Regions from separate parts of the Homo sapiens genome. Here all the other regions are linked to region 1. Evidence: chromatin contacts called from ENCODE Hi-C or POLR2A ChIA-PET data. All regions are on one chromosome and are shown on one strand. Each heading gives the region's core, a stretch centred on a gene start or an enhancer-like site at or near the end of the contact. The rest is flanking DNA. Distances are from core to core; before and after follow the strand shown. Region 1 holds the start of BMP2K (BMP2 inducible kinase). Region 2 holds the start of USO1 (USO1 vesicle transport factor). Region 3 holds the start of PLAC8 (placenta associated 8). Region 4 holds the start of HNRNPD (heterogeneous nuclear ribonucleoprotein D). Region 5 holds the start of SEC31A (SEC31 homolog A, COPII component). Region 6 holds the start of COPS4 (COP9 signalosome subunit 4). Region 7 holds the start of THAP6 (THAP domain containing 6).

Evidence for each region. A loop is a pair of places that touch in the nucleus more often than their neighbours do. ChIA-PET counts read pairs that join two places held with the same protein, here RNA polymerase II (POLR2A). Pooled maps may share reads with other maps.
Region 2: a map of CD8-positive, alpha-beta T cell shows a loop between it and region 1 (15-fold over the local background). The contact joins the promoter of USO1 here to the promoter of BMP2K in region 1. A Hi-C loop is called at or near these places in 2 of 168 maps with a recorded cell type or tissue (CD8-positive, alpha-beta T cell and naive thymus-derived CD4-positive, alpha-beta T cell) and 11 of 50 pooled maps. POLR2A ChIA-PET finds 5 or more read pairs at or near these places in 2 of 52 experiments (activated T-cell and activated naive CD4-positive, alpha-beta T cell).
Region 3: a loop to region 1 is called in a map with no recorded cell type, with 6 times the contacts of the local background. The contact joins the promoter of PLAC8 here to the promoter of BMP2K in region 1. A Hi-C loop is called at or near these places in 2 of 37 single-sample maps with no recorded cell type and 5 of 50 pooled maps.
Region 4: a map of CD8-positive, alpha-beta T cell shows a loop between it and region 1 (11-fold over the local background). The contact joins the promoter of HNRNPD here to the promoter of BMP2K in region 1. A Hi-C loop is called at or near these places in 4 of 168 maps with a recorded cell type or tissue (CD4-positive, alpha-beta T cell, CD4-positive, alpha-beta memory T cell, CD8-positive, alpha-beta T cell and 1 more), 2 of 37 single-sample maps with no recorded cell type and 16 of 50 pooled maps. POLR2A ChIA-PET finds 5 or more read pairs at or near these places in 1 of 52 experiments (activated CD8-positive, alpha-beta memory T cell).
Region 5: a map of CD8-positive, alpha-beta T cell shows a loop between it and region 1 (17-fold over the local background). The contact joins the promoter of SEC31A here to the promoter of BMP2K in region 1. A Hi-C loop is called at or near these places in 2 of 168 maps with a recorded cell type or tissue (both CD8-positive, alpha-beta T cell) and 12 of 50 pooled maps. POLR2A ChIA-PET finds 5 or more read pairs at or near these places in 1 of 52 experiments (H1).
Region 6: a pooled map shows a loop between it and region 1 (16-fold over the local background). The contact joins the promoter of COPS4 here to the promoter of BMP2K in region 1. A Hi-C loop is called at or near these places in 4 of 50 pooled maps. POLR2A ChIA-PET finds 5 or more read pairs at or near these places in 2 of 52 experiments (OCI-LY7 and activated T-cell).
Region 7: a loop to region 1 is called in a map of CD4-positive, alpha-beta T cell, with 12 times the contacts of the local background. The contact joins the promoter of THAP6 here to the promoter of BMP2K in region 1. A Hi-C loop is called at or near these places in 2 of 168 maps with a recorded cell type or tissue (CD4-positive, alpha-beta T cell and naive thymus-derived CD4-positive, alpha-beta T cell), 1 of 37 single-sample maps with no recorded cell type and 13 of 50 pooled maps.

What each region holds. Positions count from the first base shown.
Region 1 is chr4:78,774,678-78,777,937 of GRCh38, reverse strand. It overlaps BMP2K (BMP2 inducible kinase), which reads right to left and starts at 1,588. Exons shown (of 16, transcript NM_198892.2): 1 at 1,217-1,588. The coding sequence starts at 1,394. It overlaps BMP2K-DT (BMP2K divergent transcript), which reads left to right and starts at 1,968. Exons shown (of 1, transcript NR_186689.1): 1 at 1,968-3,260. RefSeq lists silencers at 684-884, 1,246-1,915, 2,006-2,255 and enhancers at 459-1,089, 1,722-2,352.
Region 2 is chr4:75,723,306-75,726,624 of GRCh38, reverse strand. It overlaps USO1 (USO1 vesicle transport factor), which reads right to left and starts at 2,048. Exons shown (of 24, transcript NM_003715.4): 1 at 1,740-2,048. The coding sequence starts at 1,805. It also overlaps a transcript of G3BP2 not described here. RefSeq lists silencers at 1,580-1,757, 2,092-2,261 and enhancers at 1,842-1,921, 1,018-1,937, 1,938-2,858.
Region 3 is chr4:83,113,080-83,116,247 of GRCh38, reverse strand. It overlaps PLAC8 (placenta associated 8), which reads left to right and starts at 1,519. Exons shown (of 5, transcript NM_016619.3): 1 at 1,519-1,582.
Region 4 is chr4:82,372,330-82,375,441 of GRCh38, reverse strand. HNRNPD (heterogeneous nuclear ribonucleoprotein D) reads left to right here and starts at 1,451. Exons shown (of 9, transcript NM_031370.3): 1 at 1,451-1,996. The coding sequence starts at 1,764. It overlaps HNRNPD-DT (HNRNPD divergent transcript), which reads right to left and starts at 874. Exons shown (of 2, transcript NR_183813.1): 1 at 777-874. RefSeq lists enhancers at 1,323-1,492, 2,853-2,902 and a silencer at 1,853-1,952.
Region 5 is chr4:82,889,767-82,892,777 of GRCh38, reverse strand. SEC31A (SEC31 homolog A, COPII component) reads left to right here and starts at 1,625. Exons shown (of 27, transcript NM_001077207.4): 1 at 1,625-1,690.
Region 6 is chr4:83,033,570-83,036,686 of GRCh38, reverse strand. It overlaps COPS4 (COP9 signalosome subunit 4), which reads right to left and starts at 1,504. Exons shown (of 10, transcript NM_016129.3): 1 at 1,389-1,504. The coding sequence starts at 1,462. RefSeq lists enhancers at 1,015-1,074, 616-1,121, 1,135-1,194, 1,235-1,284, 1,385-1,734 and 2 more.
Region 7 is chr4:75,512,871-75,516,031 of GRCh38, reverse strand. It overlaps THAP6 (THAP domain containing 6), which reads right to left and starts at 1,559. Exons shown (of 5, transcript NM_144721.6): 1 at 1,512-1,559; 2 at 500-599. The coding sequence starts at 579. RCHY1 (ring finger and CHY zinc finger domain containing 1) reads left to right here and starts at 1,629. Exons shown (of 9, transcript NM_015436.4): 1 at 1,629-1,835. The coding sequence starts at 1,746. RefSeq lists enhancers at 864-1,083, 659-1,589, 1,424-1,903, 1,590-2,520.

The DNA of each region.
Region 1 (3,260 bases), core at 339-2,838:
CTCCAAGTTTCGGCTAAGATCATTATTCTGAGCAATGGTTCACGAAACAATGATATGTACACTTGAATAATTCACGATTTCTTTCTCTTTCAAATATTTTATACAAAAATCTTCAGGTTTTTTCCCTTGTGCTAATTTACTGTTGTGTATAGCATTTCAAAAAATACAAGCGGAATCTCAGTCTACTGTTTTCAAACCACATCAACGTCTAACGCTCGGAGAACTGAATCCACTCTTCGATTTTTTTTATCTTAACCATAGAACTTAAAAGGGCCATTTATCAACAAAAAGTATTTCTTTTAAAGTGTTTATTTTGTAGTATCATTTTGCAACTAAAAACTCAAAGGCCAATGAAGCATGCAGCACACAGGGCAAGTATTTTCTACAAGGCAATTATGCCAGAAATACAAAACTAAATTCTAAGTTCTTCTTTTAAAATGGAGTAAACTTTTTTTGTAAGTAGACTTCTACCTGCCGTCATAACCTGTTCCAGATCATGAAGGACCGACCACAAAACCTCGTTAAGTGAAAGTTAACCTGCTTTTATATCACCTTTTAAACTACTATCAAAGAGACATACTGGGAGGGCATGAATAGCACCTTGTCCAACAGAGAAGATTCTAAATAACAAAGATAAATGGGCTCCAAGTTTACCTGCTCCTCAGTGCAACCTACTAACTGAATTTAGAGCAAAGGATCACCTCCAACACGCACACATGCACACAAATACATTGTTTTTCAACAGATGACTGAGCTGCAGCAAAGCCCAGCTTGACACCAGGGGCTGCAGGGTCCTATGCCCTGCAGCGCGGGTGGAGGCTTAGATGAAAAGGCCAACGCATGACACCCGTCTGAGCCACAGCTGGCAGAACGGAGCTTCAACCCTGTTCGATCTGACCCTCTAATGAGTCACTGGCCCAATCGTAACACCAACCCACTTCCTAGCCCGTCTACTACCTATTTTCTCGCGTCAAAAAGCACAGAAAATGATTTAAACTAGGCATGAGAGAACTGTGCACCGGCCGGGGCAGCCAGCGGCAAGAAAAGCCAGCTTAAGAGAGAAAGCCCGAGCCACTCTTTAGGAGCCCCCGCTGGCCCGGCAGCAGAGGAAGAATGGGGTATAAGAGTCAGTCCGGAGGGCGAGGACCCGGAGAAGCCGCCGCCACACCCCAACCCTCCCTCACCTGCCTGTCCGAGCCTCCCCGGGCGCCCGTACCTTCGGCCAGCGACTCTTCCAGGGTGACCTGGTGGCGGCCGACCGCGAACACCCGGACCCCCACGGACGAGCCGCCGGAGCCGCAGCCGGCCCCGGCCCCGGCCCCGCCAGCCCCGCCACCCGCCGCTCCGCCGCCGCTGCCGCCCTCCGACTTGGGCATCCGAGAGAACTTCTTCATGGTCCCGCCGGCGAGCTGGAGGGCGCAGGGAGCGTGCAAGGGCAAGTCCCCGGCCCGGCGCGCAGCCGGGCGTCCGCGAGGGGTCGCCGCCCCTGGCCCGTCCGAGCGTGCTGCGGCCCGCCAAGCCTCACATTCCGCGCTCCCCAAGCGCACAGCCTGGGCCCCGCCGCCCGCTCCGCGGCTCCGCTGCAGCTGCCCGGCTCCCGCAGAGGGCGGTGGGGAGGGCGGGGACGGGGCGGGGCGCGAGGGGGCGGGTCCGAATCCAGGGGCGACGCCGCCGCCTCCGCCAGTGCCCCGGGCGTCCCGCCGCCTCACTAAGCGCCTGGAGCGCGAGCCGGGGTAGAGGAAGAGAGCGAAAGAGGCTGGGCGGCCGGCCCCTCCAGGGAGTGGGCTAGACGTCTCAGGCCACAAACCCGCAGGACCGCAGCCCGTCGCGCCGCCGCCGCCCCGGCCGAACCCGCGCCGCCCGCCACTCGTGGCCGTTGGCGGGGGGGGGGGGGGGGCGCTGCTGCCAACCGCTCACTGAGGCCGGGCGACCCGCGCAGGCGCGCTGCCCGCGCCGCCGGAAGTGACGGTTCCGGCTCTTGTCACGTGGAGGGGGACCAAGGGAGGTGATTGTGGGGGTTGGGGACTAGGGCAAAGTCGGGGGTCCCGGGTCCGGGGTTGCGCCGGGAGGGTACTGGCCAGGCCCGACTTCAAGCAGGGAGGTGGCCCGGGACTGGCTCCCGCGCTGGTCACGCACCGGGGTCCGTCATCTCGACCGGGAGTCGCTGTGCCACTCTAGGGGCTTAAAAATGCCGCCAACAACTTTACCCCTGCTGAGGAACTTCTCGCTTCGTTTCTTAGCCAGTTTTCCAGGCCTTCTCCCTTGAGAGTCTCCTTCCGCTCGCCCACCCTGAGCGTAGGAGGTGGGAGCAGGACGGAACTGGAGTGGATTCCAGTAACTGGACTTCTAAACCGGCTCGGTGTCGTCGCGCTCTGTAGCGGACGCTTGTGCTGGGAAGCGTTTTGCAGTTTATAAATTACTTAGGAGTACTTTAAACATCTCACGCCTGCTGTACCACAGCCATGTGGGGGTATTCAGAACAGGTATTAAGGTCGTTTTGCAGACCATTCATCACTCTTGGCTAAAAGAACTTAACGGAGTCGCCCAAGGTCACACAGCTGGCTCGTGGTAATTGGGGACCATTCTTTGATTCATAATTTTGTGCTTTTGGCCACCCTGAAAAAGTAAGGTCAGATCGTTGAAAAACGGGCAGATTTAAGGCTGTTTGGAAGCAAAAGCGACCACTGCGTTCCCCTCAAATCAAAGAGATTTGCACCCCCTACCAAAAAAAAAAAAAAAAAAAAAAGCCCTGTTGTATCAATTTCATAAACTGCAGGAGTCTCCCGACTGCAGGGTGAAGCAACAAAATAAATATGGGTGTAAAACATTCAGGAGTGGTAGGGAATGGCAAACTGTAGAGCCTGTGTAAAGAGAGCAGCCAATTCTCAGCTCCAGCCTACTTTTCCACAAAAGAAGATAGGCACACACACTGTGCCCAGAGGTTCCAGTTTCTTAAGAGAACCAAAAACCTGGAACTGTTTTCTAATGTGGCATTTCCCTAATTTTTAAAATATAGATCAAATAAATTGTATCTGCAGGACTCCAGTATGCACCTTCTATGAAAGTAGATGAATGTGGTTCTATCCCCACCCCTATTTCTTTATTCTTTTTAATGAGATAACGGGTAGAAACATTAGAAAATGTGCTTAGACAAAAACTTTGAACTTAAAATCCTTGTTCTTTCTTCCCTGCTATTTGAAGAGAAGCTATTTCTGCCAACACTAAAATAGTGCTCTGGATTTAGGCATTTCTGCTACATA
Region 2 (3,319 bases), core at 799-3,298, 3.1 Mb after region 1:
TCATCTTATGCTTTAAACAATTCTAACCAGACCTGCGCAGTTATTTTTTTTTTTTTTGAGATGGAGTCTCTTCATGCTGCCCAGGCTAGTCTCAAACTCCTGGGCTCAAGCGATCCTCCTGGCTTAGCATCCCCTTAGCTGGGATTATAGGCCTGTGTCACTGCGACTAGCTGCAGTTAATTTTAGTAATACTATATAAAGTTCCCAAAAAGTATTGAAATACAGGCATGAGCAATAAAGTGAAGGCTTTGAAGTAAGGTACCTCTTGGTTGAATCCTGGCTCTATTATTAGCAGTGTGACATTGGTCAAGTTACTTCACCCCTTTTTTTTTTTTTTTTTTTTGAGACAGAGTTTCGCTCTTGTTGCCCAGGCTAGAGTGCAATGGCACGATCTCTGCTCACCGTAACCTCCGCCTCCCGAGTTCAAGCGATTCTCCTGCCTCAGCCTTCCGAGTGGCTGGGATTACAGGCATGTGCCACCACGGCCGGCTAATTCTGTATTTTTAGTAGAGACGGGGTTTCTCCATGTTGGTCAGGCTGGTCTCGAACTCCCGACCTCAGGTGATCCGCCGGCCTCAGCCTCCCAAAGTGCTGGGATTAGAGGCGTGAGCCACCGCGTCCGGCCTACTTCACCCCTCTCAGTCTCATTTTTTGACTTTTAAGGTGAGAATACTCTCACCTATCTTGCAGGGTAGTTAACGATTAAAGCATAATGTGGAATATAAAGAGCTCAGCACAGAACCTAGCACAAGGTAAGAGCCTGACAAATGAAAGCTACTATATTATCCCTCAGGATCCCATTAACAAAGTTAGCCATTAAAGTGTTATACTTAGTCTCTTTTATGTAGATCTAAAATTCTTCTCAAATAAAAAGTTTATTTCAAAAAGGCATACACCCTCGATTCCATTAAACACTAACCAAACTTCAAAATAAGTGTATTCTAAACCTAGAATCTAAGCAACTATTAAATAATGTTTTCAGCGGCTAACCATTTTTTTTTTTTTTTAAATAACGCCGCAAATCATGTCATTAGGAGTTCAGGCAGAAAGCGGTGGACGTGTCCCCAAAGCAGTTTGAGCGCTTAAGATCCCTACTACGTTCAAGGTAGCATTTGCCAAATGATATATATTTGGGTGAGCCCGAAAAGCCGGATCTGAACAAATAACACCAGGCAGAACGACCGCTCTTCCAGTTGATGGGACAGGAGCAGGTGGATTTGTCCTTCAAAGAATATCGTTTTATTCTTAGCCAAATGCTCTCACCAACAGCTGGGTTTTAAACCTTCTCGCAGTTTTCCCCAACGCCCCAGTTTCAGACTGCGAGGGAGGGAGCAGGACTTCAGGCTCCTCTCGGCCAGTGCAGACGAGCGAAAGAGAAAGAGGGAGGGGCCCACGGCCCCGAGGGGCGTGGGAGGCAGTTCGGGCCAGCTCGGCCGCGCATCCGTCCCTTCCCGTGCGGTACCACCTGCGGACCACTCTCCTAGCCCGAGCTTCAGGGCCTACAGAGCTGCGGGGCGCGGCCGCCGTCAGTCCGGCCGAACGGCAGCAATGGGGACTGAGCTGGGGGCGTGATTGAATAACTCTGGGATTTCAGGAGCGGAAGGAGGGCAAAGGGGGAGGCGGCATGTGGATGCCCCCTCCATGGTGGGACGCTGGAGGTGACCTTCGGGTCTCCGAGTGCTCCGTCCCCGTCCCTGCCCGGACCCCTTCCCAAGTCCCAGACCCGCTGCTCCTCTCACCGTCTCGGCTTCTGTGTGCTGGGGTCCGGCACTCTGACCCCCCATTACCCCGCGGAGGAAATTCATCTTGCCGTTCAGCCACCAGGTTTACCGGCCCCTCCGGAAAAAAAAGAAGACAACTTCCCCCGCCCTCCGCAGGGCCTGGGCCCCAATCCCGCACTCTACACACTCCTACTGCTGCCACCACCGCCTCCAACTCGGCGGCCACTCCAGCCCTCTAAGCCCGGAAACAGCCGCCAGCAGCGGCCAAGATGCGCATGCGCGGGGACGTGGCATTACGTGGCGGCTCGAAGGTTGAAGGCAAAAGGGGAGCGGAGGCGAGAGGAACCTCTTAGCTAGGTTCCGCCGAAGCCCCACCCACTGCGCAGACCCCGCCTCCCACCGCAGGGGCACGCCTCCTACCCCCACCCTTCGCGGATTGATCCTGCTGGCCGCAGCCACCCACGTGGTGGAAGCCCGGCCCTGCAGGCTGGAGAGGATTTGATTAGACTACGCGTTTCGACTTGCAGGGTGTTTAATCGTCGCCAAGCGGGACTTACTGCAAGCTATCAAATCTGAGGTCTTATTTTGTTGAGTCGAAAGTGAAATTTTCCTTTGGCCAACGTGACAGGTAAGGCTTCCTGGCGCCTGAGAGGGTTCGCTTGGTTTGACGGTTTACTGGTACCAGCATTGTGGCTTTCTGATCCCGGTAAATTGCATTTCTTTACAGGGCTTTGTTTGGTGGTAAAAAGGGTTACTAGACACCCCTCATTCCACTGCCACTGGAGGGCGCATTTCTCAGCTCTTGCTCTTCAAACCTGCTGAAAGGAATTCCTAGATCTAAACACCAGGTACACCTCTATTTTCAAGTGTCGTCAGGAGGAAACCCATCAAACCCTACATTTAGCTTACTAGAGAAATACATTGTTCTGCTGTGTCAGTTTGGCGAGTAACATAATGTTTCGTTATTAACTCTCAACCCCTGTGTTTTCAGTTTTTTTTTTTTTAACATGAAAAATTGTCATTTTCTCTAATTGGTATGCCTGTTCCTTTGGCAGTGAGGTTGTCAGTACACATGCTTCTGGAATAGTCTTGTAAATTTCTTGAGGCTAAAAAGCACAGGTCTAGTTAGCTAACTGACTCATGCACCTCTCCCCTTGGATTCCCCACAGGTCTCAGATTCAGCATTTAAAATTGAACTCGTCATCTTTCCCTGCCTCCCTTAAAGAAAAAAAGTCAATATGCTGCTTCTACTGTGTGCGTGCCGTGCTCAGTAGTACCACTGTCCAAATAATTGCCTAAGCTAGACAGAGGAAGCTGGGAAGAATCTTAGACTCTGGCTTTCCACCCACACATGTCCAATCAATAGTCATGTCCTATCATTTCTATTTATAGAATATTTCTCAAATAGGTGTTCTGCTCTCCATCCTCTGTGCCTGTGACATAGATTATGTTCTTCTCATCATTTCTCATTGAGATGACAGCAACAGCCTCCTAATTAGTTTGTCTGCATTCAGCCCTGGCTTCCTTCCAGTCCAATCTCCAGTCCATCCTTGGGTGAGACTAACAACAACAAAACATCTGTTCATGTCATTCCTCTT
Region 3 (3,168 bases), core at 270-2,769, 4.3 Mb before region 1:
CCACACATTCTCACTGTACAACCTCACACAATAGCCTTGTTCTAGTGGGAAAGATTTCCCATCCGCAAAAACTTCAGAGTGAATGACAGGAAAGCTGGCCACTCTCATTTCTTAATTTTTTTTTTTTTTTAGAGACACGGTCTTGCTGTCACTCCGGCTGGAGTGTGGTGACACAACACAGCTCACTGTAACCTCAAATTCTTGGGCTCAGGCAATCCTCCTGCCTCAGCCTTCCAAGTAGCGGGGACTACAAGCCTACGGGCACTTACCACCATGTCTGGCTAATTTTTTAATTTTTTGTTTTTGTTTTTGTTTTTTTTTAGAGACAAGGTCTCACTGTGTTGGCCAGGCTTGTCTTGAACTCTGACCTTAAGCAGTCCTCCGCCTGGGCCTCCCACTGTGCCGGCCCACCCTCATTTCTGAAAGGTTTTGTTAAACAAAGTTTATGAGAGGCCATTGTTATGGACTAGCCTCCTGCTCTAGGCCCCAGAAAATCAGACCAAACCAGAATGAAGTCGCTTGTGCTAAGTGACATATAATCAAACTGAACTTTGAAATGGACCAGTTTTCCAAAAAACAGGAGATTTCAGTCAACCTCAGTCAGTGTAGTAAGGAAGTCCTCTCTGTTTTAGTCCTATAAGGAAAGTAACTTTGAAACAACCAATCTATCTTTTTTTCTCTGTTTCCGCTTTCTTCATACTCACCAGGACACTCATTCTATTTTATAGAATGATGTGTTGCTTGATTCTAGAATTGCAAATAAAAGGCAATTACATCTTCTAAACTAAATTTGTTGTAATTTTGTCTTTTGATAGTTTAAACTATGGGATCAGAAATTCAAAGACTATGAATAAAAATTTCAAAAGAAAGAAATAGTAATACCACCAATAAGAAGAATAATTAAAAAGGTACAAAGAAATTGGATGCAACATTGTAAAAAGAGCCATAGTTTGGAGCTGAGCTGACATGAGCTAAAATCCTAGGTGAGTAACTTGTTAGCTATGTGGCCTCTGAAAGTCAGCTCAAGAATCTGAGCTTGTTTCCTCACCTCTAAAATTGAAAAAATAAGGCCTAACTATCAAAGTCATTAACAAGTCATTGATAATGCTTGGCCTATTTTAATGTTCAGTATCTGTAAGTTGATACCATTAAAGGATGCTTGAGATGCCAACTACTATATAATCTGAAACAATAATGATCTTTTTTTTCCCCACAAAGATAACAAAAAACAAACACAAAAAAACAACAGTAAGCTCTGCCAGACATGTAAAACCAATCAAACTATATAATGAATTAAATCCTTTCCCCATTAAAAAGACGTATCAGTGTACCTAACACAATATAGGAAAAGAAACACACCTTATTTGGCAAGAGATATATTCATTCTCCAGATAAGAGAAACACACATTGAAACCACTTCTGCTGGATTACTCTGGCCAATAAGAGCGTCTGAAACTGTTCTATGTACTATGCCCTGCGATAGAAACACAGTTACCTCTCCCCTTTCACGTAGTTTTCATTTGTGGTGAGATTCTCTCCCAGGCCACAAGACATTTCCTGCTCGGAACCTTGTTTACTAATTGTAAGTACTTTACAAGTAAGAACTTGTTTTAAAAACTTAGCATTCAAAAAAAAAAAGCTTTCTTTAAAAGTTATTTGATTTTCTTGTTTTTTTCTTAGCATGTTATATTTTGAGTTTCAGCTAAAAGACTAAGGTTTTCTTATCTAATTGCTTTAAATTTATACATTTAGTCAAATTCAACAATTTCTTGCTAAGCATTTTGCCAAATGCCAGGCTTTTCAAAGTAGTGTAAGATCCCAGCCTTGAATCCTCATCAATTGCTGCTTTCTGCAGCAAACACATATTATACATTGTATTTAGTAACATGATCATTAATTTCACTCTTTATTTCAATATGTATGCATGTTGACTTATGCCGGTCTAATTTCTTTCTGCTTTACAAATATTCTATTTTATCCATTCAAAGTATTTAGAAACAAGATATGGAATTTTGTAGATTTAGCTAATGAATTATAAGAATTCTTGAATTCTCACTATGAAAGTAAGAAAAACAGACTAGAATTCTTCAAAATTAAATTCTGGTGCTTCATTTATATGTATAAAGAGAGATGGAGAGATTATGAAATGGAAATGTTTCAATCAAAGCAAAAAAATGAAATTTAACATCAATAAACAGTAGAAGAGAAAAATCTCAATAATATGTCTAGTATCTGGATTAATCAATATTAATAATATGTATTAATATTACTATAATTAATATCATGTATTATATTAATATTAATGTATTTTATTAAGATAGTGGGCTGTCCTCAGGAGTGAAGTGCTCATAGAAAGGAGAGACAAATACAAGATTGATTCTTAACTAATAGATAAAATTAAGGTGTTTAAAATATGAGCCAAATACTGCAAGATTTCCTGACATTGAGACCATTCCACAGAACTTCCTAAAGAAAGGTATTCTAGTCTCATTCTCCAAAGCTTGCCCACCAAGATTCCCATTTCACTACCTCCTGCCCCCATTTTTCCTGCATTTTCCAAGGTGGCCCCTGCCAACTTTTTTTTAATCACTCTCTCTGCTCCTGTGGGGTTAAAGATGGCATGGAACAAAACAGCTGTGTGGTCACACCACAACGGGCAGAACTGCTGGCCACAGATAGGAAACCTCAGGCATCTCCTTAGCCCTTACCAAATCCAGCCCAACACGTTTACACACCCTGGCACTCAATAAAATATTTGCTGAATTAAATTGGATCTGTAGTTATTAGTAACAGAAGAAAAATAAGGCCACTGGTCGTGGGTTACAAAATGTGCTCTGCAAGGCCACTGGCATTAGAATCTTGTGAAGTGCCCAGGATACTGCACAGGCCCGCACCTGAAGGGAGAGGAGCTAGTTTGGAATGTGCTCCCGGGAATGCGAGAGGGTCTAGCATGGGCTTCATCGCATGGAGGAAGGTGTACCGTTTTTCGAATTCTCACCGAAGCAGCTACGTGCTCACCAAGCCGTGTCTGTGAGAAGGGCCACGTTTTTCTAGTTCATAGGACAAAAGCCTATGGCATAAGGGCAGCAGCCCTGCGGGTGCACGTTACAGACTTTTAGACCCTAGCTCATTCTATCTAAACCACAATCTCTGAACAGTGTGTAGAAT
Region 4 (3,112 bases), core at 202-2,701, 3.6 Mb before region 1:
AAGCGATTCTCCTGCCTCAGCCTCCTGAGTACCTGAGATTACAGGTACCGGCCACCACGCCCGGCTAATTTTTGTATTTTTAGTAGACACGGGGGTTTCACCATGTTGGTCAGGCTTGTCTCGAACTCCTGACCTCGTGATCCGCCCGCCTCGGCCTCCCAAAGTGCTGGGATTACAGGCGTGAGCCACCGCGCCCGGCCCAAATACTTAAACTCTTAAGATTTTTGCTGGAGTCTGCAAACTCGTCTTTGTTTCCCCCGTGCCCGAACACTTTAATTAAACAGGCAAATAATTATTTGTTGACTACAGAAGTACCTAGAAGCTTCATTTTCTTCTAAGGATACTGCTGGAAGCAGCAAATCCCAAAGCCCGAATAATCCAGTCTCCAGCCGAGGCAGCGGGAATTTTTAATAGGTGTATAAAATTACTTTTTATACACCTTAATGAAACGCCTAACGGTGTTACAAGAAAAGAAAAAAAAAAACCACGCACACACAACAAAAAAGCCAAACCCGAACACAAACTCATAAACCTCGTAAAGATGACTCACGACATTTATATATTCTATGTACAAAGGCTAAAGAACATTAAGCGAACCCTTGATTTAACACACTTTCCAATTATTAGTAACGTAAAGGAATCACGGTACGTTTTAGGATCTTTAAACAACAAAAGCAAAGCAAAAACAATGTTTTCCTTAAGATATGCAAGTTACCTGCTTCTTCGACCAAAAACAAAAAAATTCCAGGAGAAAAGCAGGCAAACAAAAATCTTACTTGGAAAGCCAAATCTTAAAAAGAAGCCCTATCGGCCCAGCGGCGATAGACGAAAACCTCAATGTCACCCGGTCCCGGGCGGCGACGGCAGGGAGAGTAGCTGCGGCAATCAGTGCGCGCGCGGTCCGCTGCGGCGCCTGGCGCTCCGCGGGCGTCCGGGTGGACAGCGCCAGGGGCACAGGGCTGACATCTCAGGGCTAATTCCCTCCTCCAGTGCGTAAATCCAGGCTTAAGCCGCCGCAGGGTGTGAGCCTCCCCTCCCCCACCCGAACGCCGCAGCTGCACGGGGCACGACAGCCTTCGCAGAGGTGCAGCCACACCCCGGCCTAACGCTGCTGCTCCCGCCGCTACTGGAGTGGTGGGGAGGGGTGAGTGGACTCCAGGAATCCTCGGAAGGGCGGGGGCGGAGGCAGGGGGCCCCTCTAGCCGCTACTTCGAAACAGCACTCCTTGTTCTCGATGGTCCCCGCGCGACTGTCTTAGCTCACGACACTTCCGGTTCCTTTTAAAGGCCCCCAAGGCTGTGCAACGCGGAGCGTGAGAGGAAGGTATAAAGGGTAGCGAGAGGGCGGGACCGAGGAGGAAAGGGAAAAAAAAAAAACTAGGGGGATAGGGGTGGGGGGACGCGCGAAGGGCGCGCTCTCGCGTCACGTGACCGGGACGCGCCGTTCTTCCGTCGGCCATTTTAGGTGGTCCGCGGCGGCGCCATTAAAGCGAGGAGGAGGCGAGAGCGGCCGCCGCTGGTGCTTATTCTTTTTTAGTGCAGCGGGAGAGAGCGGGAGTGTGCGCCGCGCGAGAGTGGGAGGCGAAGGGGGCAGGCCAGGGAGAGGCGCAGGAGCCTTTGCAGCCACGCGCGCGCCTTCCCTGTCTTGTGTGCTTCGCGAGGTAGAGCGGGCGCGCGGCAGCGGCGGGGATTACTTTGCTGCTAGTTTCGGTTCGCGGCAGCGGCGGGTGTAGTCTCGGCGGCAGCGGCGGAGACACTAGCACTATGTCGGAGGAGCAGTTCGGCGGGGACGGGGCGGCGGCAGCGGCAACGGCGGCGGTAGGCGGCTCGGCGGGCGAGCAGGAGGGAGCCATGGTGGCGGCGACACAGGGGGCAGCGGCGGCGGCGGGAAGCGGAGCCGGGACCGGGGGCGGAACCGCGTCTGGAGGCACCGAAGGGGGCAGCGCCGAGTCGGAGGGGGCGAAGATTGACGCCAGTAAGAACGAGGAGGATGAAGGGTGAGTAAGGGGCATCCCAGGATAGTCAGGCCCAACTAGTCCCCCTCCCCCTCTTTATTCCCCCGCCATTAGGCCTGGTTCCCGCTCTCAGCCCGTTCTCCGGGCCCCCATGCAGCCTCCTTGCACTGGTCTCCCTTTTTCTATGTTGGGTTCCCCGGACCTTCATTTCCTTCTTCCTTTGCCTGCTTATCGCCCCCCTCCCCCATCACACACGTTTCCACCTTTAGCCGTCACCATGCTGCTCCTCGGCCCGCCCTCCTTTCCTCCCTCGCCATGGGTCTCCTCCCACCGACTTAGCCGCCAGGATTTTTTCCCGCCTGTCGTGGGGTACCTTTTTTCTTTCCATGCTGTCCCCTCTTTTTCCCTTTTTCTACAGTCTTGGGCATAAAAACACAGACACAAACAGCTTCTCTGTTTGTATTACTAAGGTTTATTTGGTGCTTCTCCACCATCCTGAAACGATGCGATTGTTTATAAGCACATGTTTTGGGGAACGCGTAGGCTGTCCACCTCTGCCTCTCCCTTGTCGGCCTTAGGCCGACTGTTTTCTTGGGATTTTGAATAAGTTTCGCCTAAGGATTTACTCATTTTCTCCACCATACGCTATCGCACAATGGCATACTCATACAGGCCCTACATTTTGACATGCAGACCAAATTGGGTCTGGTGAAATGCTCCGAGTTTCTTGTTGGTACATTGGTTTTGCTCCGCGGGCTCTGGTTAAGTTCTTAGTCGATCGGGCCTGCACTTGACTGGAGCTGTTCCTATCTCCGGCCTAGCATCTACCCTTCCCCCACCCCACTGAGTTATTCTAACCGCGCACCCTTTTCGCGCCCTCAGCTATTGGGTTCCCCAACTGTTAGTACAGATTGTACCTTACTTTTTATGTGCAACCTAATTTTTTACAACCCCCAGCCCCCTTTTTTTCCCGGTGCCCAGGATCCTATTTTGGTGTCTTGATATCTGTTTCCCGCCCACTAAGGGAGGCCTGTAGTCCTCTTAAGAGAAACAAATCCTGTATTGTGCTATGGGATACTTTTTTTTTCTTTTTGGTGCAAATTTCTTAGTATTAACTTGCTTCCTCCAATTGAAATAACAGTTGTATATACTACCTAA
Region 5 (3,011 bases), core at 376-2,875, 4.1 Mb before region 1:
TGCTAGCTCTTTAGTCCACAAATCATTGTGCCCCCCCCCCCAAAAAAAAGATGTGCATCATGATCAGTCGCCAGTTACATTACTTTGCTTTCAAAGTTTGTTGATTTGTTACTGATCATCTGTTTAGTTCATGCACAGATAGCAGAGCACAAAGTGCATAGTACTGTTGCCTCCTTGACCCCAGAGATTAAACTTGTGACCATTTATAAAAATGGATAATTAAAAGAGGTAATTGGTCAACAAAGGACAGAGCAGCAAAGAAAAGTGATAATGCTGGAAGTGAAATTGGATGTGATTAGATTTGAAAGTGGTGACAGCAAAGCAAAGATAGGTTGAGACCCAGACCTGCATGAAGCTGTAATACAAGCCTATTGAAAAAGTCTGATAAATGTAAAAAGGTAAAGTTGCTTCAACGTCTTTCAGTTTTAATTGCACTAGGAACAGAAAGCTGCTTGCGGTTGAAATGGAGCATTTACTTGTTTGAATTGAAGACTAATCAAAAACAAATCCCAATCAGTTTGACTAGCATTCAGGCCAAAGTGATAACCTTAGTTACTGCGTTGAAAGAAAATGGTAATTAGAAGACTGAAAGAGAATATATTACTACCAGTAAAAGTTGGGTTCATTATTTCAGAAGTTGGCGTGAATTGATGTTAAGCTGTCTTATGAAGCTGCAAGCTTCAGATGGAATGTTACAGAAGATGTAGCTGACTGTGGGAATGTTAACACTGCTGCTGTTCAAGGGGCAGGATCCTTCTGCTTTAGCTACCCAAAGTGCAAGAGTTGGCTTTGAATGCTAGATGTAATGAGAAAAGAACTTGTCTAGAAGTTAGGAGATCTGGGTTGAATCCAATTTCTGGTAATTTAGCAAGTGATTTTCCTTTGGCTTCACCTTGCTGTAAAATAATTCCTCCCTAAACTAAAAGTACACTTAGGCAACGCATCTAATTAGATTTGAGGTTGTGGAGAAACAGTGGCAGAAGGTGAGTGCTACCGGGTCTCAATACCATGGGATAGTAACAAGTATGAAACGGTACTAATTGGAATTAATATAACACCCCATCTATACCTCTTTGTCCACAATAGCCTTTGGGAATGCCCAGATTGTTTCACTTTGTATAAGTTCTCAAAACGCCAGAATGTGCAATCAAGTGGGTAATTTTAAGAACTCAGTCACAAATTACAATAAAGCCCTTGCAGCCCGATTTTCCACCTGGTTTGGCGCGGGCAGTGTCGCCAGGGGCTGCCGACGCCTCACAGGACTAGTGCTACGTGGCGTTCCTGCGGGCCACGGCGGTTATTCGGCCAGACGGGGACACCCTCTGCACTAGTCCTTTACCCACTAGTCCTGGCTACCCCATCCACATTCTGCGCGCCGCCCCTCAGAAAAGGGTTTCTACGATCGCCGGGGCGCGATGACCGCAGAGCGCCACCAACCAGCGGAGCCGTACCCCGCCTCCCAGGCTACCGCCGGTCCCGGAAGTGCCGTGGCGGGCTGTGCGTCGGGTGGGCGGGGAAAGATGTCGCTCCCGGAAGTGTTGGGCGCAGGGCGTGGCTGCGGCTGCGGCTGCCACGTTGGAACGGAACGTGGAGGTGGCCCTGGCCGGGGAGGAGGGGCGGCGGCGAATGCTGGGAGAGTCCGACGAGCGCTGCACTAACGCAGGATCCGGCTGCCGAAGGTCCTCGCCAGGTGCGTCCGCCCGTTGCTTTTTGTCCTCTTCGCCGGTCCTTAAGCTTTGAGGTAGAGCCCAGGCCAAAACTGGGACCGCAGCCTGGGTCTCCGCTGCCCCGCACCAGCCTGAGGCCCGGTCTCTGGTGACGGCGCGCCCCTAGTCTTGGTTTCGGGCCCGGCGGAACAACGCCTGGCATCTGGACTCCAGTGATCGCGCCCGTCCGCATTCGCCGACGTCTCCACTGCTGAGCAAAAGCCACCCGAGGCTGGCGACAGTGTCTTGCCGGGGAGTAGTAGCCGGGCTGGTAACTGGAGTTTGAGATTAGGAGACTTTCAGACCCTTGTGCACAAAGAGGTGCGGTCCCCGAGGGTGAGGAGAGGAAAAAAAATCTCAGGATTACTTTGGCTTTGGTTAGGATTTTTTTTTGTACTTGAACTATTGCCAGATTTAAAGGTTCATAGGTTTGAACTGACGTCTACTGTCATTTAACTAGGATTATTTTAAGGACGGTGGTAGCCAGGCGCAGCCTGTACTTTGAGGGCAGTCTCATTAAGTGTTACATGTTTTTGCTAATAAGTTGTTAAATTACGGGGCTGTTGTAAAATAAACCAAAATATTGCCTGGACTTGTGGGCATTATAAATTTTTTCTTGCGCTTAAGGAATTAATTTTACGTAGGGCTATTTGAAGTTGCAGTGATCTGATAGTCTGTGACAAATCCTTTCTCCTAACTTATTTTTTCTAACTATAGAAAACTGAAATTTGGTTGTCTTTGTGGGCAGTTATAACTGTATTTAATCGATAAGGGTGTGTTCTTGTTACAGCGTCCTGCGTTTTCTGTACCTCCGTTTATTCAAGAGTTGGCAAAAGCTTACTCTCCTTTTTTTTTTTTTTTTTTTTTTTTGAGACGGAGTCTCGCTCTGTCACCCAGGCTGGAGTGCAGTGGCGCGATCTCAGCTCACTGCAACCTCCGTCTCAGCCTCCTGAGTAGCTGGGATTACAGGCGCCCACCACCACACCTGTCTAATTTTTGTATTTTTAGTAGAGACGGGGTTTCACGCTGTTGGTCAGGCTGGTCTGGCACTCCTGACCTCAAGTGATCCGCCCGAGTTGGCCTCCCGAAGTGCTGGGGTTACAGGCATAAGCCACCACGCCCAGCCTACTCTCCTTTTTTAGTGGTTCTTCTGTGCTCCTTGTTTCTCACTATCCCTTAATTAACAGCTCAGGGAGAGGTTTGTAGACTCTTAAGAACTTTTGGATAACTCGTAGTGTTTTTGTAGTTTTGTAGTGATTTTATCTTAAATACGTCCGCGGTTATTTGTGAAATTTGAAATTTGAG
Region 6 (3,117 bases), core at 255-2,754, 4.3 Mb before region 1:
CAGCTTAATAGTAACAACAACAATCTTACCGCACTTTCTATATGTCAGGTACTGTTCTACGTGATATAAGTGTGGTAAGTATATATGCACACACATACTCATCTTGTCCTCAGATAATGTCAGACAAGAATAAGTCCTATTATTATCTTCATTTTCCTGAGTGGGAAAATGCAGCACAAAGTAGTTAAGCCCAAAATATACGGCTGAATTTCCCACTGATAAAAGTAGATTACGTTTGCCACCAGAGAAAAGGCAGCCTAGCCTACTTAAAACAGTCAGAATTTCAATGACCAGGTTAGAACAGGTGTATCCCATTAATATACATCAAAGTGATTTCAGCTGTCAGGATGTAAACATTAAGATCAACTTGAGAGGCATACTTTATTTACTTATTTATTTACGGAGACGGGTGGCGGCGGGGGGGGGGGTCTCACTATGTTGCCCAGGCTGGTCTAGAACTCCTGCCCTCAAGTGATCCTCCCTCTCAGATCTCTCAGGCCTCAAGTGATCTCAGCCTCTCAAAGTGCTGGGATTACAGGCGTGAGCCACTGCACCCGGCCTAGAGAGGCATACTTTAAACAGAAAGCATGTTCATTACAAAAGAGAAATGCTGTGACATCTACAAAGAGAAAATGAACAATATACGTCTACCTACCTATGCTTAATACTGTTGACAACTGCTTGCAGAACAGGCACGTCACACATTTTAACTTGGAGTGAACCTAAGCATTCTATATAAATTTCGACAAAATTCAGATTCCTGCAAACATCACTACTGTAGACATCCTGACCCACGATATGAGCACATTCCGCCTATGTGCCATCAGAGTTGGTGGCAGAGAAAATACCCGAAACACAAGGACCCACAGAAGACAGTCTGAATGGTCTGGACGACATGACAGCGGCCATACCGCCTCAACCTCAGCCAGCCCCAAGAAGCCATCTCCCCGAAAAACGCAGCATCAAGGCCCCAGAATATACATTTCTCTGAATCAAAAAAAAAGAGGAGGAAGGTCCAAAGAGAGGCCAGATTCGGTGTGAGGCCGGCCAGCGATGGGAAGAGGTACCAGGGAAGGCTACTAAGGCCAGGGTAGCAGTCGTCTCTCAGACCGCTGTTCCAAAATCCTAAGGGACCAGAAAGATTCTATCAAGAACTGAACAAGCTGACAATCATTTCAAGTCTATAGCCTCGAAGGCCCCTGCACAAGGTCCCCTCCAGCTTTCTGCTTCTCCCAACATTTGCCTCCCCAGCCGACCTCAGGCCCGCCCCCTTGGACGTCAGGCCGGCTCCTAGCTTCACGCCCAAGAGCCGTGGCCAACCTAAGGAGATTAAGGCTGTGGCTTTCTTTCCCCACCTCTGTACTCCCGCGTTCCTGGGAAATACTCACTTGCCAGCCAGATCTTTATGAGAGCCGCTCGAATTCATGAGCTGGGCCAAATCCTGTCGCACGGCTGCCGCCATCTTTCTCCCAGCTCAGCGGTGGATGCGGGGGCCTCTGGCAGCCAAAAAGAAAACGAGTGTGGTCCTCCAGAGTGCAGCCAGAGGGAACCTGAGATGCTACAGAGTAGCGTCTGTGTGGGCCAGAGCGTCGGGTGTGGGAGCCTGGGCTAGCTCCGCCCCCAGGGTTGAGTGATGCGGAGCTCCACTCCTCAGGTCTGAGGCCTGCCCAGGTCTCTCCTACAGGCTCTGGCTCTCACGCTTGGACTTTGGATTGGCTGATGAACTCCAGTAGTGAGTCTCTGGTGTAACTCCAATGAGTAGCCGGTACATAAAACGACTGCGTTTTCGCAAAGTTCCGTTTCTCACGTCTGTGGTTTACCGTCCTTCGATCTTTCAGGCAGCGCTTAAACTGCCTGTGGTAAAGAATGAGTTTTGTTTCCGATTCACCACAGAAGATACTTTTTAGAAATACAATTAAAATGTCCCTATTCCTCCTCCCACTCCGTGCACTTTATAATGGTTGGTCAGACATTCCAGTTTGTCCAGTACAAAGCGATTTTCCCTCTGTCGTCCTGGAGTAATGATTAATATCCCCCCTTTCGGCCGGGCGCGGTGGCTCACGCCTGTAATCCCAGCACTTTGGGCAGCCGAGGCGGGCGGATCACGAGGTCAAGAGATCGAGGCCATCCTGGCTAACACGGTGAAACCCCGTTCTCTACTAAAAATACAAAAAAATTAGCCGGGCGTAGGTGGTGCACCCCTGTAGTCCCAGCAACTCGGGAGGCTGAGGCAGGAGAATGGCGTGAACCCGGGAGGCGGAGTTTGCAGTGAGCCGAGATCGCGCCACTGCACTCCAGCCTGGGAGACACAGCGAGACTCGGTCTCAAAAAATAATAATAATAATAATAACATCCTCCCTTTCATTCTAGAAACCGTTCCATTTCAATGGAAGATTATATGGTCGCCTGCGTTTGTATAACATTCAATACTCATGTATTCTTATAGAATTTCTGCAAATACAAGCAAATATTAATAAAATAAAATTTTACCTCTCACAAGCAACACCACATAATTGTTCTGCCTTGGTTTTTTTTTTTTGCACTTTTCCTGGTACTGTGGTTTGAAATAATTGTCTTCTCCAAAACTCATGTTGAGGGCTGGCGCCGTGGCTCACGTCTGTAATCCCAGCACTTTGGGAGGCCGAGGTGGACGGATCACCTGAGGTCGGGAGTTCGAGACCAGCCTGACCAACATGGAGAAACCCCGTCTCAACTAAAAATACAAAAATTAGCTGGGTGTGGTGGCACGTGCCTGTAATCTCAGCTACTCGGGAGGCTGAGGCACGAGAATCACTTGAAGCTGGAAGGCGAAGGTTACGGTGAGCCAAGATTGCACCACTGCACTCCAGCCTGGGCAACAAGAGGGAAATTCCGTCTCAAAAAAAAAAAAAAAAACAAACAACTCATGTTGAAACTTCATCTTTAATGTGGCAGTATTTAGAGGTGGGCCTTAAATAGGTGATTGGATCATGAGGGCAAAACCCTTGATCTATTCATGGATTAATGGGTTGTCATGGGAGAGAACATGTGGCTTTATTAGAAGAGGAAGAGACCTGAGCTAGCATGTTAGGAAGGTCACTCCCTTGCCATGTGATACCCTGTGCTGCTTCTGAACTC
Region 7 (3,161 bases), core at 310-2,809, 3.3 Mb after region 1:
TTACTCCTTCATGGCTGTCAAGAGAATGGCTAAAATATGAAACTAAAATCATTTTGATTTATTTGCAACACAGCTAAAGATCCCTTGGTCTTAACTTGTAATTTGTATTTTTTCTCTATAACCTATGCTTGATCTACTTCTAAATAGAGAGGGCAATATATTCGAGCAAAGCTCCTTCATTCAGATTGTAAACTACATGTAAACAACATTGAATTTCTTTGGCGGTGTGATAAAATACAAAGTAATAATATTAGCAAAAGTTAGCCTTATGGTATTTTTTGTAAACCAGTCTCTGATATCTTAAAGTCTCTGATATCTTAAAACTTTTAAACTAAATTATAAACATGTAAAGGTATCACATTGTCACTTCAAATTTAACAAAAAGGTTATTTAAAAAGGACTCGGGAACTAAAGTTCAAAATTGAAGACTTAAGTAGAACTGTCTTTTGCTTTTTATAACATGGCCAAAGTATTTGGCTTAACTACAGCAAAATCTTACACGTGAAATGTCAGTCCTTTTAACTTCGAATTTGGCAAGCAGCGAGAAGCACATCCAATGGCGGAGCAGCATTTCACCATTTTAGCAACTCATAACAAAACTGAAAGAAAATTAGAATGTTAAGAGTTAGTAACCGGAAAGCTGAAGGGGAATATTTTCCCTTTCCCGGTGTTTTAGGAAACACAAAATCAGGATAGAAAGCTAAAGACAAATATCTTCTTCTAACACCTGCAGCTTTGCTTACATCATTTTCCAGGGCCTTGACTCTTTAATAAGGAGAAACATATTTAGCTGTGTACCCCGAGTATGATTTCAATTTTGTTGGCTTGTACATTTTCCTTCCACCTTCTAACAGGTACCATGTTCTTTGTGCCACAAAGCCTTTTGCACACTAACTCCTACCCATCTTTCAGCCCTCGGCTTGCATCGCTTCCCCAGGGAAGCCTTCCCTCACTGACACTCAGATTGTCAGAGCTGCTCTAATATTAGCTCTCACAGGACACACACTTCTTCCTAGCACTTCTCCAGGTTGTAATCTTACATTTATTGCAGTGATTGCTCTTATTAATGTCTTCCTCCTCCACCAGTCTTGTTAGTTCCATGAGGTCATGGTGGAGTGTGTCTATTTTTCCTTACTTTTTGTCCTCACGGTTTAGCTGGTGACTGGCAATAGTGAATGTCAGTACATATTTTGAAAGAACAGCAAGTAAACGGGAAAGGGAGGAAGCAAGAAGCACTTCGAGGTGCCAGCGAGCACCCTGGCGTCCAAGAGCAGCGCGCGGGACCCGCTGAGCCCAGGGCCCGGGCCGAGCTCCGCCCCTTTCTCCAGGCTCCCCGCCACCGGAGGGAGAGAGGGAGGACCCGTCACAGGTAACGATGCGCCCAGTGAGCGTCCTTTCCTCTGGGGCCAACCAGCGTCTCCGCGCCGCTGCCGCCAACCTCGCGCCGAACTACGCCCTGAGATTTGGGCGGGTAGCGATTGGGGGAAAACAGGCAACCTAAGAGTTATTACCGTTAGCAGCGAAGACTGCGACTAACGTCAACGACGGAGACTGCGTCTGCCTTCGCTTCCGCCTCGTAGCCCCGGGAACCGGAAATCCGTCTGCCCCGGGTCACGTGCTTAGGAGCCATATTGTCGCTAGTGGCCGCTGGGGCTGGGAGGGGTGTGCTAGAGAGGCGCAGCTTCTCTGGGCGTGGTTTTTATCCTGGGGGAAGGATCGGTGGAATGTGAGGGGAGGTGGAGGAGATGGCGGCGACGGCCCGGGAAGATGGCGCCAGCGGTCAAGAGCGAGGTCAGCGGGGCTGCGAGCACTATGACAGAGGATGTCTCCTAAAGGTGACGCCTTCTATGGACTCTTCCCTGACAAGCTTCCGTCAGGTTGGGCTGGGGCGGGCTGGGCAGGTGGTTAGGCTTGGATTTAAGTTTGAGGTTAACCTGATTTTCAGGATACCTTTTCCACCTGGAACTGGGTTCTTCTTGAGGAGAACGTTTTTGGCAAGGCGATAAGCCCCACCTTTCCTACCTGCTTCGTACCTTTAAAGCAAAACCCTTCTTGGGAAGTGATTAGGCTTGCACAGTGGTCTCTGCCAGTGGGCTTATTCGTCTTTTGCTGCCGAAGTAGACTGAGGCAGCCCCGGGCCTGTACTGGGGTTTTCCGTTCAGGTGTGTGATGAAATAATGGAAGTGGAGATAATGGAAATAAGCAAGTGGAGAACCCGAATACGATTTCAGCTCCTGTGGTAAAGTTTTATAGCCTGCCAGCTTCATGTTAAAGGCAGTGCACATGTTCAGACGTAGGAGAAAACGTGTGTCCCAAAAAAGAAGACAATCATGTAATTGCCATTAAATAGGAAATTATGCATAGGAAAGTGCCTAATAAGCATGTATTGTTACTCTGAGAAAACTTCTTAATCTGTATTTTTTTTTAAATTGGCACGTATTCAATTGAAGTTTCCTGATTTTCCTTGCAAGAAACAGTACAAAAATTTTGCTTAGAAAACTTGAGCTTTGGAACCTCAACCGCCCTATCCCCAAATCTTAGCTCTCCTCTTTAATAACTGATTTTAGCTAGCTCCTCTCTACCCCGTATGTAAAATGGAGATGATCGCGCCTGTTTCATAAAAGTGTATGAGGATTATATACTAAAGGGCGTGTATAGTGTTTAACAGGGCGCATTCCCTGAAGTAAATGAGTAGTAAATATATACCACCATGACTGTTACTATCATCGTCAATCTGAGTATTATTATTTTTTGTTCTTTCACTTCACAAGTCAGCCTTGCTGGTCACTGCCTCATTATTAGAAGCAAGTTCAAGTCTCAGGCCTGTACGTGCATCCTAAACTCTTTTCTATAGGTCATGGCTTGACGAACATTGCTCCACTGAACTGGATGAAGCTCCTTAAAAATGTTGGTCATCCACCAAGTGTTGTGTAAGGAAATTGAATGCTATCCTTATGATTCAATTTCTACTGAGATGTATTATTATTCTTTCAAACTTGAGGTCTAAAACGGAATTTAACATCTTGGTGCCCCCCATAAACCACACAATTAGATCTGTGTATCATAGCACTAAGATACTTCGCCCTAGGTGTCAAACAGTTTTTGCCTTCCCCCGCCCCCCCCCCCCCCTTAAATACCAGAGGCCAAGTGAAGTATTTCAA